2 separate regions of the Homo sapiens genome follow, and region 1 is linked to region 2. Evidence: chromatin loops called from intact Hi-C (ENCODE). Cell type or tissue: HepG2. All regions are shown on one strand. Links, peaks and the distances in the headings refer to the core of each region. The heading gives the core; the rest is flanking DNA.

Evidence for each region. Hi-C counts contacts between places; a loop is a spot of excess contacts. Peaks named below come from ENCODE experiments on the same cell type or tissue, not always from the same donor. Only the 100,000 strongest peaks of a DNase experiment are listed, where the experiment ranks them.
Region 1: a loop joins it to region 2, with 36 times the contacts of the local background. A loop is called at or near these places in 2 of 110 quality-filtered maps.

What each region holds. Positions count from the first base shown.
Region 1 is chr10:116,021,898-116,030,237 of GRCh38, forward strand. No RefSeq gene overlaps it. Among named protein-coding and RNA genes, the nearest start is that of SNORD158, 170 kb to the right of the region's middle. In HepG2, for the core only: a CTCF peak has its summit at 4,629 (motif pointing right); no DNase peak of the experiment used is centred there.
Region 2 is chr10:116,283,687-116,292,026 of GRCh38, forward strand. No RefSeq gene overlaps it. Among named protein-coding and RNA genes, the nearest start is that of GFRA1, 15 kb to the left of the region's middle. In HepG2, for the core only: a CTCF peak has its summit at 4,409; no DNase peak of the experiment used is centred there.

The sequences.
Region 1 (8,340 bases), core at 306-8,305, 260 kb before region 2:
AAACCATGTTCATGTGTCCTGCCATGTCAGAGCAATGCCTGCACTATAATTTACAGTTGACTTCTGAACAACGTGGGTTTCAACTGCACAGGTCCACTTATGCATGGATTTTTTTTCAAATACAATAATCAGGCAAGGCAAAATCCATATATACTGAAGGCCAACTTTTGCATATGCGGGCTCCACAGGGCTGACTGCAGGACTTGAGTACGCACAGATTTGGGTATTCATGTGGGACCTGGAACCAATACCCCACGTATACCAAGGGCAACTGTACTTATTGTTATTCTTTCCATGTACCTAAATACACTGACTTCTGTTACTTTGCTTCATTCTAAGTAATCCTACCTCTGAAATTACATTTGGATGTGCTAATAATATTTTGAATAATACACAAGAAAGTAACTACATAGTGATTAAAATAAATTACACATCTATCTCACCTAAAATGAACTTGCCTGCCACCTTTAGGATACAAAGCACCCTTTGGGGGATCACAGCCCTATGTCTGGTGGGAGATTGAATTTCTTTAGAAGGATTGATCTATTTGAGGCAGAACCATGACCAAACACCCTTACAAAACCACAGCCCTGAGCTTTTTACTTCTCCTATACTGTCAACCCAGCCTAGGACTCCAGAAGGACAGACTCGGAGGGGCCATTTTCCATCAGTGATAAGAGACTGTGTCTCAGACAGCTGTCACTGAACAATTAATCTCCAAAATGAGAGCTCCATTACCAAACATGTGTTCTCACGAGCAAGGCCCTATTCTCATCATTCAGAGATGCTATTAGACACAAATAATATATATTTTTTCCATTCATAATTATCTCATCTTAATGCAGTCTTGATGATTATGATGTATGCTGGAACTATTGACTCCTCACTGTTGGAATTGTTAACATCTTGTGAAAATATGCACAAAATCATTCTTTCCAAGCTGACTTTTGCTGTTAAAATTAGAAAGACTAATATGAGTTTGAACAGCATGAATAGGAAAAGTAGATGATCAATTCTTGTGCTTGGAAATGCAATTGCCTCCCTGGAACCAGGGTTTCTTGCTTTCGCATCTTCTATCTTCCGGTGCTTATTATAATAAAGACAATAAAGTAGAATGGAAAGGGGGTGAGGCTGAGAGAAAATAATGGAATCTTTTGGTATATAATGATTTTTATTTTAATATTTTTCTGTTTGTATTAGCAAATAGATTTAGTTATTAGAGAGTTGACAAAAATTAAATGCATTCAGTTTTTCAAGGGGTTTTGTAGTGAATTTTTGATTCTAATATCTCTTGATTTTGTGCTCATTCTGAGGATAGAAAAAGCATTGAAAATTAAAAGGAAAATCCGGACAGTATACATATTTTTTTAAAAATTGTCACTAAAGTTAATCACATGTCAGTTGAAATGATGAAGACCAAACCCTTTTGTTCAGATCTGAAACATGGCAATTGTGCCTTTCCAGAGGCCAACGAATCCTTTGATTTTTAATAACAATTAGGTTGTCTGTTTTATCAATCATAACTGGATGAAAAATACTTTCTTGCCCCATTAGGAAAATAACCAATTTCTGTTCTTTCCCTCAACTCTTTGAGATTCTCACTGGTTTCCTGCTCAGAATTAGTTTTCTTTCTGCCACTGTTCCATGGGCATTTTGTTCCCATGGAACCATTAGGAGAATGGGTCGGTTATTCACAGAAGCTGCAGATACCTGTGTTTCTGGCTCTTCACTTAGGCAACATTTTGTGATCCACAAGTCCCAGAACTGGGGTTCAAAAGCCACTCCCCAGCCTCTCCCCTGCCACCATAGTGACTCAGGTCATTTCTCCATGACCCACAGCACTTCTCCATGACCCTAAGAAGACCTTCCCTTATAAGGATGTCATCAGTCCTACTGGGGTCCCATGGTTTGTAGCAGAGCACCTCGTTGTGAGGGCCTATTGGATCTAGCATCTGGAGATTGAAAGTCTGCCTTGGCAAACCCCCACAACTTGTTTTGAAATGTCTACATGTTCCTTGTTTTTAATTGTAAGCAAAGATTTGATACAGATCAGCAAAGAGCTGTCTGTCCTCCTTCCTCAAAGGGGTATTTTAAAACTTAAGTATTTTACTCATACCCAACATTAATGAAAACTGGAAGGTTATGGGAAGGGAAGACATTCCCATATGCACATTTTATAAAAAGTTAATGTCATCCCAAATCAGACCACACAGACAGAAAAATGCCTCCTGTACTAAATGAGGGGTGGAGGAGACACTTCTAATTAAAGTTTCAGTACTCCATCCAGATCTGTGTTAAGGATTTGATTACTTTTTTTAACACTTGGTTTCACAATGGGTGTTTTGTAAAGATAACATAATACCAGCATCTCCTTCAATATTTATTTCCACAAGGTCTAGGTTCAAGGGCCTGGAGCTCTTTATGAGAAAGGAGCTACCAAAATCCCAGCTACAATCATTCTCTAAGGATGACTTTTTAAATTGTACGTAAGAGGATATGATCTAAATTGCACATACTGTCTTAAGGAAACATGTTTTCCAGCTTAGGATACCTGATTACAAACATCTGTAAAACTGCACAATTTTTTTAAAAAAGAAAACATACTTTTAAGGTTAAAACAACCTGATTATAAACACCTGTTTCTGTGTTTCATCAGAAATCTCCAGGAGTTCAGGATTTTAGGGAGTTAGAGAAGTGAAGCTTTGGAACATTCTTGAGCAAGGCTTGCTCTGAGGTTGGAGCGTAAGCCTTCTTTGCTTAAGTACTTCCCTTGCTGGGGTATTGATCAGAAACTGCAAACATGGTTTTATTTGATGTCCTGACTGTTCCAATGAATTACCTGTATTTCAAATAGATAAGCTAGAAGATGAGTTTCTAAATATGCAGAACAACAAAGCAGGAAGTCCATATGGCAGAGAATAAATACACACACACTTCTGAAAACTTAAAAGGCTGTCATCCGCTAAGCCTGCCTGTAATAGCCACTCTCAAAGATAATTGCCACCCCTGTGTCCTTGATGAAAAGTGCATCATGCTGCCCAAGAAATTGGCTTAAACTGCAACAAGAAAGATTGAGATTAGCTGAAGCAGAACTTCCTGCCTGAGCAACTCTTGGTGGTGAGGGTGAGGGGCTGGGGGTGCACTCTGAACTGGGCCTCTGTGTCTTCAGATTTTCATCCCTTCTTCTTCTCTTTGGGCCTTGAACTTCTCCCTGAGCTATAGAGTAGATGGGTGGTTACTGTCTCCAGCATAATTGGACATGTGGGAAAATGAATTTGAAGGAGCTTGGCTTGCTTCCTCACTTCCTATTTGTGCAACTGCGATGGATTCTGAAGGAGTGACTGAGACCTTCTCCATGATGCTGGGCACTGGTCTGGGTACTGTGTGTCTGCCCTCAACATCTGGCCAAGGGGCCAAGCCATGGGCAGCAACAGCAACCTCACCCCCAAGGCAGAGCTGCAGGAAAGCATAGAGAAGGGGAAGGGCAGGTGGTGGGAACCAGCCAGGAAGAGATTTCACCCGCAGAGTAGGACATCTTCAAAGACAGTTAGGCAGAGGACCAAGGAGTACCTGGAGCAAAGGGATGGGTGAGTGAATAACCAGACTGCAGTTTAGAAGTTCCCAGTCCATGTTTGCAGGATGGAGGTCAGGAGACAGGAAGAGTCAATGAGGGAAGCCGCCCACGTAGGAAGACTTACATCCTGAGCATGGCGGGGCATGCAGCCATATGCGGGCCTAGGGAGACTGGGTTTACTAGGGAAACCAGCAATTTGCATTCTCAGGTCAAAACTTTGGACTCTTCAGTGTTTTCTCAAATCTCTTGAAACTCTGTAGTCAAGAACATCTCGGCCACCCGTGGCCAGTTCTCTACACAGCTAATGTGCTATGAAACCTATTTCATTTCATTTCTTTTCTTTTTTAGAGAGGCAGGGTCTTGCTCTGTTGCCCAGGTTGGAGTGCAGTGGCATGATCATAGCTCACTGCAGCCTTGAACTACTGGACTCAAGCAATCCTCTCACCTCAGCCTCCTGAGTAGCTGAGACTACAGGCACACACCAACACATCTGGCTAATTTTAAAAATTTTTTGTAGAAATTGGGTCTCACTATATTGCCCAGGCTGGTCTTGAACTCCTGGTCTCAAGCGATACTCTCGCCTTGGCCCCCAGCGATACTCTCACCTTGGCCTCCCAAAGCACTGGAATTCCAGGTATGAGCCACTGCACCCAGCCCCTGTAAACCTGTTCTGGGATCCCTTAAATATGGGGCAAGTGCTGCTGACTTTGGTTGATGCTTCAGAGTCCAGGTCTATGAAGTGGCTTCAGACCCTAGAGCACTTTCTTCTGACCCTGGAGCACTATGATTGTCTCTGGCAGCTCACAGAGGGCTGAGAGGAGTGTCTGGGGGAGGGAGAGAAGTCCAGCACCCAAATTTGGAGGTCTAGAGCAGTTACAGAGGCCTGGCCTTCTCACCTGAGCCACCTGGGTTTCTCATGCTGAGTGTTCCTTGGTGCCAGCCCAGGTCTTCCAGGGTGAGGGTAGCCAGGGCAGCCACAGGATTTACCCCTCCCCAGCCCAGGCAGGGAATGCAGATGGAGTCTGGGCAGTCTCTGGCCAGCAGGTGTCAGGATTCATGGTGCCATACCTCCCTCTGTCTCTGTGTGGGGCTGGGTGCTGTTTGGGCATCCCTGGCAAATGCCCTTGAGCTGCTTAATTTGCACGCCTGCTTCAGAGACCACAATATTAGAATTATCAGCACTCCTTTCTATGGATTCTGGGTTATTTTGGCTATTTGGGGTAATAATTCTCATTATGCTTTGTGGTCTTTTTTAATAAAAATGACATTCCCCTTATCTTTAAAGGTTGAAATCTCAGCCTAATGTATGAGCTGCACTATCCTTGGAGAGTTATAAAAATTACATTATATAACCTCACATTTCCCGTTAATGAACATGGTGATGCTTCGGCCCAATGAGAGGGAGACAAGCGATAGGGATTTATGCTTTAATAATCCTGCTTAGATTGGTGTGTGTGGCCATGGGCAGCGGGCCCCCAACGGGTACAGCAGGCACTGCGGCTTTCCTGGCCAGCAGGGCAATATTTTTTATGGCAGTAAATCTCTCTTGGGTGAGCATGTCTTACACTGCACCAGAGAATGGCTGTGGCAGTGGCTTAGTGTATGAAATTGCTCTGAATGTAGGACTATTTGTATCACCTAAGAGAATACCACCTGGTACTGATATTCTTTGGGTCCTGATGTATAGATGCTGCTCTGGACACCTACTGATGCCAGGCATGATGCTGGTTGCCACGCATGCATTATTTTTCCATTTATTCCTCATGGTCTGCCAGTGAGGTGGGCACTGTCAGTGTCCCCATTTTACACTATGACCTTCCTGAGGGTAGGGGCCATGTCTCCATTTCAATATCCCCAGTGCCTGGGGCAGTTCACAGTAAGGGGTTCATTGTTGTTGCTTCGTAATCAGTAAGTGACCTGTATTGGTTAATTTCATGTGTCAGCTTGTCTGGGCCACAGTGCCCAGATGTTTGGTCAAACACTAATCTAGATGTCTCTGTGAAGGTGTTGTTTGGATGATACTAATTTAATTGGTGGCCTTTGAGTAAAGCAGATTACTCTCCATAATGTGGGTGGGCCTCGTCTAATCAGTTGAAGTACTTAATAGAATAAGACTGACTTCTTCAAGCCAAAATTAACGTATAAGCAGATGGCCTTTGGACTGAAATTGAAACTCTTCCCTAGGACTCTGGCCTGCTGGCCTACTCTGCAGATTTTAAACTTGCAAAGCCTCCAAAATCACATGTGCTCTGTGTGTGTGTGCGTGTGTGTGCGCGCATGTGTGTAAACAACACAAATGTCCATCAACTGATGAAGGGATAAGTAAAACGTGGTATATCCACATGTGGTACATCCAACTATTCTTTAGCAATAAAGATGGTCGCAGTACTGATCCATGCTATAATATGGATGCATCTTTGAAAACATGCTAAGTGAAAGAAGCAAAACAGAAAGGACACATATTATATTACTCATTTATGTGAAGTGTCCAGAAGAGGAAAATCTGTAGAGACAGAACGTAGATTAGTGACTACCAAGGCCTGAAAGAAAATTGGAAGGAGGTGTTTGAACAAAAAGAGTAGTTTTATTTTGGGGGTGCACCAGGGGATGGCTGTGGCAGTGGCTTAGCACATGAAATTGCTCTGAATGTAAGACTATTTGTATCATCTAGACAAACACCACCTGGTACTGATATTCTCTGGGTCTTGATGTGTAGATGCAAGCACCAGGTGGGATTTGTCAGGTGTTCTGGGAAGCCCTGATGAGTAGGGGGCAGGCCAGGCCAGGCTCCTCATTTGTCCCCAGACAATGGCAGCTGGGGATGGGGCATGGAGGGGGCTTAGCCAACCTTCATGGGTACCAGCTTCAGCTTCCCAGTTCTTCCGATCCCCCTGTGGACAGCAGGCCCACAGGACTTCACACCTCTCCTTTATAACTCTGCCCACTCCCAGACACCAAGAAACCCACATCAACAAAATTAACCCAATATTCACCCATCCAGTGTAGTCAGACAGACTGGATTAGAATCTTGGCCCAACCAAAGATTGGCTCTAAAATTAGTTATGGTGATGGTTGCACAACGGTGAATCTACTAAAAACTATTGAATCATAAACTTTAAATGGATGAATGGCATAATATATCTCTTTGTACATACTATATGTAAATTATGCCCCAATAAACCTGTTAAAAAAAGTTTCTCAGGTGATTCTCTTGTGGCCTGGATTAGATAAACACTTGCTACTCAAAGGGTGGTCCACAGAGCTGCAGTACTGGCCTCACAGGGGAGTCTGTTAGAAATGCAGGTTCTCTGGCACTGCCCCAGACCTACTGGATCAGCCGCTGCATTTTAACAAGAGCTCCAGGTGCTTCCTGAGCACATTCACGTTTGAGAACCAGCTTCTCTAACAGACCCCCACCAGGCCTCTGGAATTTTCTGTTGCCTCTGTCTGCCCTAAGAGCCTCATCCTCAGCAGCTGAATCTTCTGGATGTTTTGGGAAGCTTCCTCCCTCTTGGATGCTTCTCCAAGAGGAAGGAAGTCCGGCTTGGACCTGCTTCCGTGACTATAATGTGCAGGAAACTTTATATTATACTTGGGCAACTTTAATTTGTAGAGATGATGCTTCCGCGAGTTTTCAACTCTTGGGGGATGACCAGTGAGAGGGCAGGGGAGAGACAGAGATGGCCTCATAGAAAGGCTCCATCTGCTCTTTGTGCTCCAGGAATTAGGGGAGCCCCTTACCTGGTCACCATTCTGGGGTTTTCTGAATTAGGGGAGCCCCTTGCCTGGTCACCATTCTGGGGTTTTATGACGGTAAGGTGCTCTTGTCTGCTTTGTAAATCATTAATTCATTCTGTTGAGTTCTTCAGGAGTAGGAACCACCTCTGATGCACTGGCCCTCTGCAGATGTTCATGACTGTTTGAATGATGACAGTGACAAAGATACTTACTACGGGTGGGTTTACTCCGTGCCGGACCCTGTGCTGAGTATGTCACCTCCTCACCACAGCCCCAGAAGGTGGAGGGACTGCCATCTTCCAAGTCCTTTGGTGGATAAGGGAAACGGAACCTGAGAAGTAACCTGCCCAGTGTCACTCAGTTAATATCTGGTTGGGTCAAGATTCTAATCCAGTCTGTCTGACTCCAGGATGGGTGAATATTGCGTTAATTTTGTTGATGTGGATTTCTTGGTGTCTAGGAATAAGCAGAGTTATAAAGGAGAGAAGTGAAGCCCTAGAGGGCTTGCTGTCCACAGGAGGATTTGGGAGAACTGGGAAGTTGAGGCTGGTACCCGTGAAGGTTGGCTAAGCCCACCCTCTATCCCCCATCCCGAGCTGCCATTGTCTGGGGACAAACGAGAAGCCTGGCCTGTCCTTCCCCCTGCTCCTCAGGGCTTCCCAGAACTCCTGACAGACCCCACCTGCTGTTTGCATTAGATCATAAACATGTTGCAAGTTCCATTTCTTCTTTGCAGTCCTTTCTGTTGGAATGCTGTGTCTTGATAAGAGAAGCCAGGGCCAACAGATGGCTCTTCAGAAGAGCACCTGCACAGGGCAGACCTCCTTCTTTGATCTTGCTGATTGTTAGTAGCACTTTTCCATTCCACTAGTTTCAGGAAAAGCACCCTTGAATGAGTGACTGGTGGTGTCCCTGGCCCCTGGATCTCTGCAGCCTCCACTTAGCATATCCAGCGGGTCCTCCACCCAGGGTTGGAGCGGGGGAGGTTAATCTGATATGAGTCTGCCTGCGGCACATCTGGAAAGTAG
Region 2 (8,340 bases), core at 314-8,313:
TTTGCTCCTTTCCCTGTAATAAATCATAGCCATCAATACAACTATACACCAACTCCTGTGAGTCCTCCCAGAGAATCATCAAATCTCAGGGTGGTCTTGGGACACACAATGCAGAAATATTCTTAATATAGTTCATAAAATAAACAGACAGCGGTGTACGATTGTAAAGGATTATGTTGGACTGACCAGGGTGTAGCTGGCTTTATACCCGTGAGATCTGTGCAGTCACACAGCATCCCACGCTTAGAAGGTCCCTGAGCTTGGTTTCATGCCCTGCTGTCACCATTTTGAAATCCTTAATAAGCTATGAACAAAGGGTCCTGCATTTTCACTTTGCACTGGGTCCTGCAAATTATAAAACTGATGCCCAGTCATGGTGATACTTAGAGATAAAAGAGTGGAACGTCTTACTGCCTCAGATGCTAACACTGTCTTTGCTGGGAATTCTTCACTCACCTTTCCACAGGGCCTAAAATCTACCCATTATAGATTCGCTTTGTGGAGGAGAATGTCCCAGGAAGGTTAAATGGCTGTCACTTATTCACAACTTAGGGTGAACCTGTTTACTCATTCCCTCCCTGCATATTCTAGTCCTTAACCCTTAGCTGAGTTCAGAATCCTGGGTCAGTACTTCCCAAAGTCTGTTCTTTAGAATAATAATCCTTGTGAGATGCAAGTGGGGAGGGGATGTTGTTGTCAAGTAGGCTTGGGATGCTCTGTCCCGTCTTGGAGATTTAGGGCACATGAGCTTAGTACACACTCTGAAAAGTCTTGCACTGAAATAAGGTGTTGAACTTTGTATTCGTTTCCCAGGGCTGCCATAGCAAAGTGCCATAAACTAGGTGGTTTAAACAACAGAAATTTACTGTTCCAGTTCTGGAGGCCAGTGTTGGCAGGGTTGGTTTCTCCTGAGGGCTGTAAGGGAGAATCTGTTCCATGCCTCTCTCCTGGCGGATTGCTGGCAATCTTTGGTGTTCTTGGTTTGTAGATGATTGCTCTGATCTGTGCCTTCATGTTTACCTGGGCTTTTCTGTGTGTGTGTGTGTGTGTGTGTGTGTGTGTGTGTGTGTGTGTGTGTGTCGGTGTCCCACTTTTCCTTTTTATAAGAACACCAGTGGCATTGGACCTGGGCCCACCCTAATTACCTCATTTTAACTTGATGACCTCTGTAAAGACTCATTTCTGAATAAGGTCACATTCTGAGCTACTGGGGGTTAAGATTTCAACATATACATTAGGGGTGACACAATTCAACTTTATTATATTTTCCCAACACATTTGACTATGGGGGGTTGGCCTAACTACCATTAATATCTCATGCAACCAATGTTTCACAGCATAGAACCAGACATCCTCCATCAGATGAAGCGAGGAAAGTCCATGTGGCTGGGGGGGCTGCAGTACAGGGTTGGGGAGGTGGGGAAAGGTGGAGAGAGGAGGGGTGGGAGGTAGGCCACTGAGGTTGGTTTGGGCCAGAAACTACTCCAGATTCTGTACTCCGGGCAAAGCAGATTCATCAGAGGTTCACACAGGACTTCTCAGGAATTTCTAAGAGGGAAGTGGCATTATGAAATGAGGCACACAGCTTGGAGATTGGAGAGGTGAGAGACTGGAGGCAGGAAGACTGAGAGGCCATTTCAACATCTGGCGGAGGGAAGAAAAGGAAGCCTGAGCCAAAGTAATGGCCATGGCGAGGAAGGAGGGCTCAGCCTGAAAGGTAGAAAATGCAAAAGATGCGCACGCACATTCATAGCCACATATTAGCTTAGCTTGGTGCACAATTAACTGAGGTTAATTACTTTTGCACCAACCTAAGATATGCATCTATGCATAGATATGTATATATAATAAAGATCTATCTCTATATCCCCATATAATTAAAAGAATCTCAGAGGAGGAGACTGCTTTGCCTTGCTGGTGATTTGGGGATGTACATTAACATAGTACAGACTCTGTGTTTGGGTGAAATGCTCACGGAGGGCTAGTCTGGAGGTGTGTCAGGCTAGGAAGATCCTGTTTTGTCCCTGTTAGTGGCCTTGAGTGTGCTATGAATTCTAAGAGGCAGATGGGCAAACAGGGTCTTGCATGGTCTTCCCCAGCCTCATCCTGCACCCCTCCGTGCTCACTTTCTTAAGCTCCAGCCCTATAGACCTTCTTTGTGTTCCACCCCAGAGCTTTGCACCTGCTGTTCCCTTGGTCTCGCTTTTGACATGGTCCCCGTTTTGCTTGGGTGAGGATTGCTGCATGCAAGATGCTTCCTTTGGAAAGCCTTCTCTATTATCCTGGCATTCTCTCATCAGATGTGCAAACCCTTGTTCAATCTCTTTCTTCTCTGCTGGACTCAATGTGCCATGAAGGCAGGGAGCATGTCTACCATGTTCTTGTTGTATCCCCAGAACCTAGCACAGCCTGGGACAGATAGGCATTTGTATCTGTTGAATGAATGAATGATTTACTATATAAAAAGGACTTGAAAGAATGTAATAAAGGAAATGATAAAAATAGATGAGGGGCTAGATAACATGATACATTTAGAAGTGAGTTTAGAACCCACCCTTACTGAAATGAGTTTTTTTAAATTTTATTAATTTATGTATTTATTTATTTATTTTTGAGACAGAGTCTCTCTCTGTCTCCAGGCTGGAGTGCAGTGGCACGATCTTGGCTCACTGCAACCTCCGCCTCCTAGGTTCAAATGATCCTCCTACCTCAGCCTCCCAAGTTAGCTGGGACTACAGGCACGCACCACCAAGCCCAGCTAATTTTTTATAGTTTTAGTAGATGTGGGGCTTCACCATGTTGGCTAGGATGATCTCAATCTCTTGACCTCGTGATCCTTCCATCTGGGCCTCCCAAAGTGCTGGGATTATAGGCGTGAGCCACTGCGCCCGGCCATGATTTTTTAATTTAAAGACAAAGTCAGATTTTAAGAGATTCATATTAACTTAATCTTATCCAAAGAAACTTCTTTCTTAGAGAAAAATGGCGGGATAACCAAGATTTATTTTAAAAGCTTTGTAGACATCAAATCACTTTCATTAAAAAAAAAAAAACTTTAGATATTTGCGTAGAAATGGTCAGAAACATGTGGATTGCATTTCCCTTGAACTCTCTTGGGTTTGCAAATTGGAAAAAAGGGTTTGGAATAAAATCCCTTTTCTATTTTCCTGAAGTCAGTATACTTGGGAAATGGTGATGTTTGAGATATTCAAGAAACTGAAAATACGGGCGGGTACTTGTTTAAGTAACGTTATTTCCAATCCTACACCAAAGTGGCTGATAAGAAACCGGAAGTGGGCATTTAGCAGCTGAAAAGAACCAATTCAACAACAACACAATTTTTTTTTTTTTTGGTGTAGCTTTGACACAAGAGAAATCTCCCTCCCTCTGCCTCTCCCCTTGACCACAATCAATACTTTTAAGAGATGAAGGCGCGAGGAGGAAAGAGTTTATTCAGTCCTTTGTATGCGACTGAGCTGTGAAAACAGGATGAAGATTTTGCTAAATCTGTCCATTAAGTTCCTCTAAGTGCTTTCAAAACATATCCTAGAGCAGAATGCAGGGCACAAGAAAGAGAAACTGGGAATTAAAGCGAAATTATTACTTTTAAATGTCTTGACAGTGGAAATGTCAGAAAAAATAGCAGGCGTGGCAAGCAGATACAACTTCAGATGCTCCACTTAAACCTTCTGTTGAGCATCCCAAAAAGCTGAAACATTGTTCTGGTTTTTAAGTGGTCAAATTATATAATTTTTATGGAGCAAGAATTTATTTTGCTAGTTATCATATTAGTATCAATGAACAGTTTTACCCTAGATGTGCTAGATAAATATTGGGCTAAACTATATCAACCTAGCTGGGCGTGGTGGCTTATGCCTTTAATTCTAGCACTTTGGGAGGCCAAGGCACATTTGAGGTCAGGAGTTCAAGACCAGCCTGGCTAACATGGTGAAACCCCGTCTCTACTAAAAATACAAAAATAGGCCAGTTGTGGTGGCAGGTGCCTCTAATCCCAGTTACTCGGGAGGCTGAGGCAGGAGAATCCCTTGAGCCTGGGAGGTGGAATATATATACCAACCTAAATGCTTAGTATGATTACAAGGCATGTCAATAATTTCCCCCATGAGTAGAAATTTACTTTCTAATTTAGATTTTTAGAACACTTTGAACATAAAATCAAGAAGCTTAATTTTATATGGAAAAGAACTTTTAATGAAAAGGAGAAAAAAGGTGAAATAAGAGAATAATTTTTGACCAAGAATATCAGTAATTTTGCATATGAATTTTTAAAATGTTTAGATTATGTTAATCTAGTAATATTTAGAGATAACTATGAAAAGAGTCATTCATATTTAGACTTGCAAATTCTAGCAAATTTGTGTCTGAAAGATGGACTGCTAGAGCCCCCTAGCTGCTGGAAAGAATTCTGTCCTCCTAGGTATAGATAAATAACCTAATTGCAAAGGCAGTAAGTAGCACACCAAGAAATCTAGTGGAACACAATTAAACAAGAGCATACAACATGATCCTCCACTACTGTCCCACCTTTCAGGCTGGTGGCAATGTCAGCGCAGCTGTGAGCATCCACAGACATCTGTCCTGGGCCCCCACCCCCATCACCCTGAGCTTCTTGACAGATCAATTGTAAGGACACCATTATCACCCTATTGTTCTGATTGGTTTGAACTAGATGGTCTCTCAAACTCAGAAGTGCAATGAGTTCAATCAAGTTAGACATTTCAATTCCATTTTTGGTAGAAGGAGAGTCTATCCCAGGAACCTGGAAAGTTCTGAGCCTTGGGATGAATGAGAGGCTACAAACTCTCAGCCCATGGACAAATGTGTTTTGTTTGGTTTGCACAGAGCTTTTAAAACCTTTAAATAGCTTACATAGTTCTCTTTAAAGGCAATTTACACACTGGAAATTTTTTGATGAAAATTCATATTTCCAGCTTCTCTTGAAAAATCAAAAGATCTGGTAACTCGGGACCCGAGTACTCATATAGTACTGATAGGCTAAGTAGTGGTGATCTACTTTATATGATGAATAAAAGTTTAGTCCACCACAGTTCCCACCACTTCATATTGGATAATATAAAACCAGCATGCTGAATGCAATTACATAACCTGCTTGGAGCCTGTAGGCAACTATGTCTGTAACTCCTAGTCTAAACTGTAAATAATTTTATTCCTCCTCCTACTACTAATAATAGTCAAGCTTCTAGTGATTAAACACTTACTATGAGTCAGGCACAGTGGCAGGTCTTTTGTGTGCAGTGTCTCAAGTCTTCATATCAAGCATTCAAGACAATTATTTATTTTGTAAACAAAAATATGAGATTTATGTTCAAATTAAATAATTCAAAAAATATATAAAAAGCACCACCCTGGCCGGGCGCGGTGGCTCACGCCTGTAATCCCAGCGCTTTGGGAGGCCGAGGCAGGCGGCTCACGAGGTCAGGAGATCGAGAGCATCCTGGCTAACACGGTGAAACCCCGTCTCTACTAAAAAAATACAAAAAATTAGCCGGGCGCGGTGGCGGGCGCCTGTTAGTCCCAGCTACTCGGGAGGCTGAGGCAGGAAAATGGCGTGAACCCGGGAGGTGGAGCTTGCAGTGAGCCGAGATAGCGCCACTGCACTCTGGCCTGGGCGAAAGAGCGAGATTCTGTCTCAAAAAAAAAAAAAAAAAAAAAAAAAAAAAAGCACCACCCTGACCCAGGTATTGTACTAAACATTGGGTATGAAATGCTGGACAAGGCAGCCAGAGCCCCTGCCCTCATGGAATTTACAGTTGAATTACAAGCATGGTTACAAAGTAAACGTATAGATTGCTGTGAAGGTATAAAGCAGTGGGGATCTAATGTGGTATGTATCAATGTCCTCACATTTTTATATTAGAGTCATTCGGAGAGCTTGCAGGTTCCAGCTGCATCCCTACCTGTTCCATTTCTCTGTCTCTCTCTCCCTTCCTCCTTCCTTCTCTCTGTCCCTCTCTCCCTTCCTCCTTCCTTCTTTTTCTCCCTCTCTCTCCCTTCCTCCTTCCTTCTCTGTCTCCCTCTCTCTCTTCCTCCTTTCTTCTCTCTCCCTCTGCCTTCCTCCTTCCTTCTCTCTCTCCCTCTCTCTCCCTTCCTCCTTCCTTCTCTGTCTCCCTCTCCCTTCCTCCTCCCGACTCTCTCTCCCTTCCTCTCTCTCTCCCTCCCTCCCTTCCTTTTCTCTCTCCTGCCTTCTGCCCTCTCTCCCTCTCCCTTCCTGCTTCCCTGTCTCCTTCTCTCTCTTTCTCTCTCTCTCTCTCTCTCTCTCTGTTTTCTGATTACCTAGGCTTGGGTGGCCAGGAATCTGTACTTTTCAAAATTATGGTAAAGTATAGATAACAAAAAATTTACCCTGTAGACATTTTTAAGTGTGCAATTCAACAGCATTAAGTACACTCACATTGTTGTGCAGCCATCAGCACCAACCATCTCTAGAACCTTCTTCTAGATCTTCTGAAACTTCTTCTGAATCTGAAACACCATAAAACTCCCCATTTCCACGCCTGCCAGCAGCATAATGTCTCAACCTTCATCCAGCTCTGGAACCTTTTTCTAGATCTTCTGAAACTTCTTCGGAATCTGAAACACCATAAAACTCCCCATTTCCATGCCTGCCAGCAGCATAATGTCTCAATGTTCATCCATCTCTAGAACCTTTTTCTAGATCTTCTGAAATTTCTTCTGAATCTGAAACACTATAAAACTCCCCATTTTCATGCCTGCTAGCAGCATAATGTCTCAAGGTTCAGCCAGGTTGTAGCAAGTATCAGAATTTCCTCCCTTTTTAAGGCTGGATAATATTCAATTGTATGTATATGCCAAGTTTTATCCATTCATCTCTTGATGTGCACTGCTGTGAATAAAGTTGCTATGAACATGGGTGTAGAAATACCAGTTCAAGTAGGAATCTACACTTTGTTTTTCTTTTTTAGGAATTTCTTTAATTTTATTTTAAGTTCTGGGTTACATGTGCAGGATGTGCAGGTTTGTTGCATAGATAAACATGTGCCATGGTGGTTTGTGGCACCTATCAACCCATCACTTAGGTATTAAGCCTACTATGCATTAGCTATTTATCCTGATGCTTTCCCTACCCCCGCAACCCCGCTCCTCAGGCCCCATTGTGTGTTGTTCCCCTCTTTGTGTCCGTATGTTCTCATCATTTAGCTCCCACTTATAAGTGAGAACATGCGGCATTTGGTTTTCTGTTCCTGTGTTAATTTGCAGGATAATGGCCTCCAGCTCCATCCATGTCCCTGTAAAGGGCATGATCTCATTCTTTTTTATGGCCGCATAGTATTTCATGGTGTATATGTACCACATTTTCTTTATCCAGTCTATCATTGATGGGCATTTAGGTTCATTCTATGTCTTTGCTATTGTGAATAGTGTTGCAATAAACGTATGCATGCATGTGTCTTTATGGTAGGATGATTTATATTCCTTTGGGTATATACCCAGTAATGGAATTGCTGGGTCAAATGGTGTTTCTGGTTCTAGGTCTTTGAGGAATGAACCACACTGTCTTCTACAATGGTTGAACTAATTTACATTCCCACCAACGGTGTAAAAGTGTTCCTATTTCTCCACAGCCTCGCCAGCATCTGTTGTTTCTTGACTTTTTATAATTGCCATTCTGACAGGTGTGAGATGGTATCTCATTGTGGTTTTGATTTACATTTCTCTAATGATCAGTGATGTTGAGTTTTTGTTCATATGTTTGTTGGGTGTATAAATGTCTTCTTTCAAGAAGTGCCTGTTCATGTTCTTTCCCCACTTTTTAATGGGGTTGTTTGTTTTTTTTCTTGTAAATTTGTTTAAGTTCCTTGTAAATTCTGGATATCAGACTTATTCTTTTTCTTTTTTTTGAGATGGAGTCTGGCTCTGTCACCCAGGCTGGAGTGCAGTGGCATGACCTTGGCTCACTGCAAACTCTGCCTCCCGGGTTCACGCCATTCTCCTGCCTCAGCCCCCCGAGTACTTGGGACTACCGGCGTCTGCCACCATGCCCAGCTAACGTTTTGTATTTTCAGAGAGACAAGGTTTCACCATGTTAGCCAAGATGGTCTCAATCTCCTGACCTTGTGATCCACCTGCCTCGGCCTCCCAAAGTGCTGGGATTACAAGCATGAGCCACCGCACCCGTCCATCAGACCTTTGTCAGATTGATACATTGCAAATATTTTCTCCCATTCTGTAGGTTGTCTGTTCACTCTGATGTCAGTTTCTTTTGCTGAGGAATCTGCACTTTTACCAATAACCCAGGTGAATCTTATACAGGTGGGTCATGAGCCAGACTTTGATAAA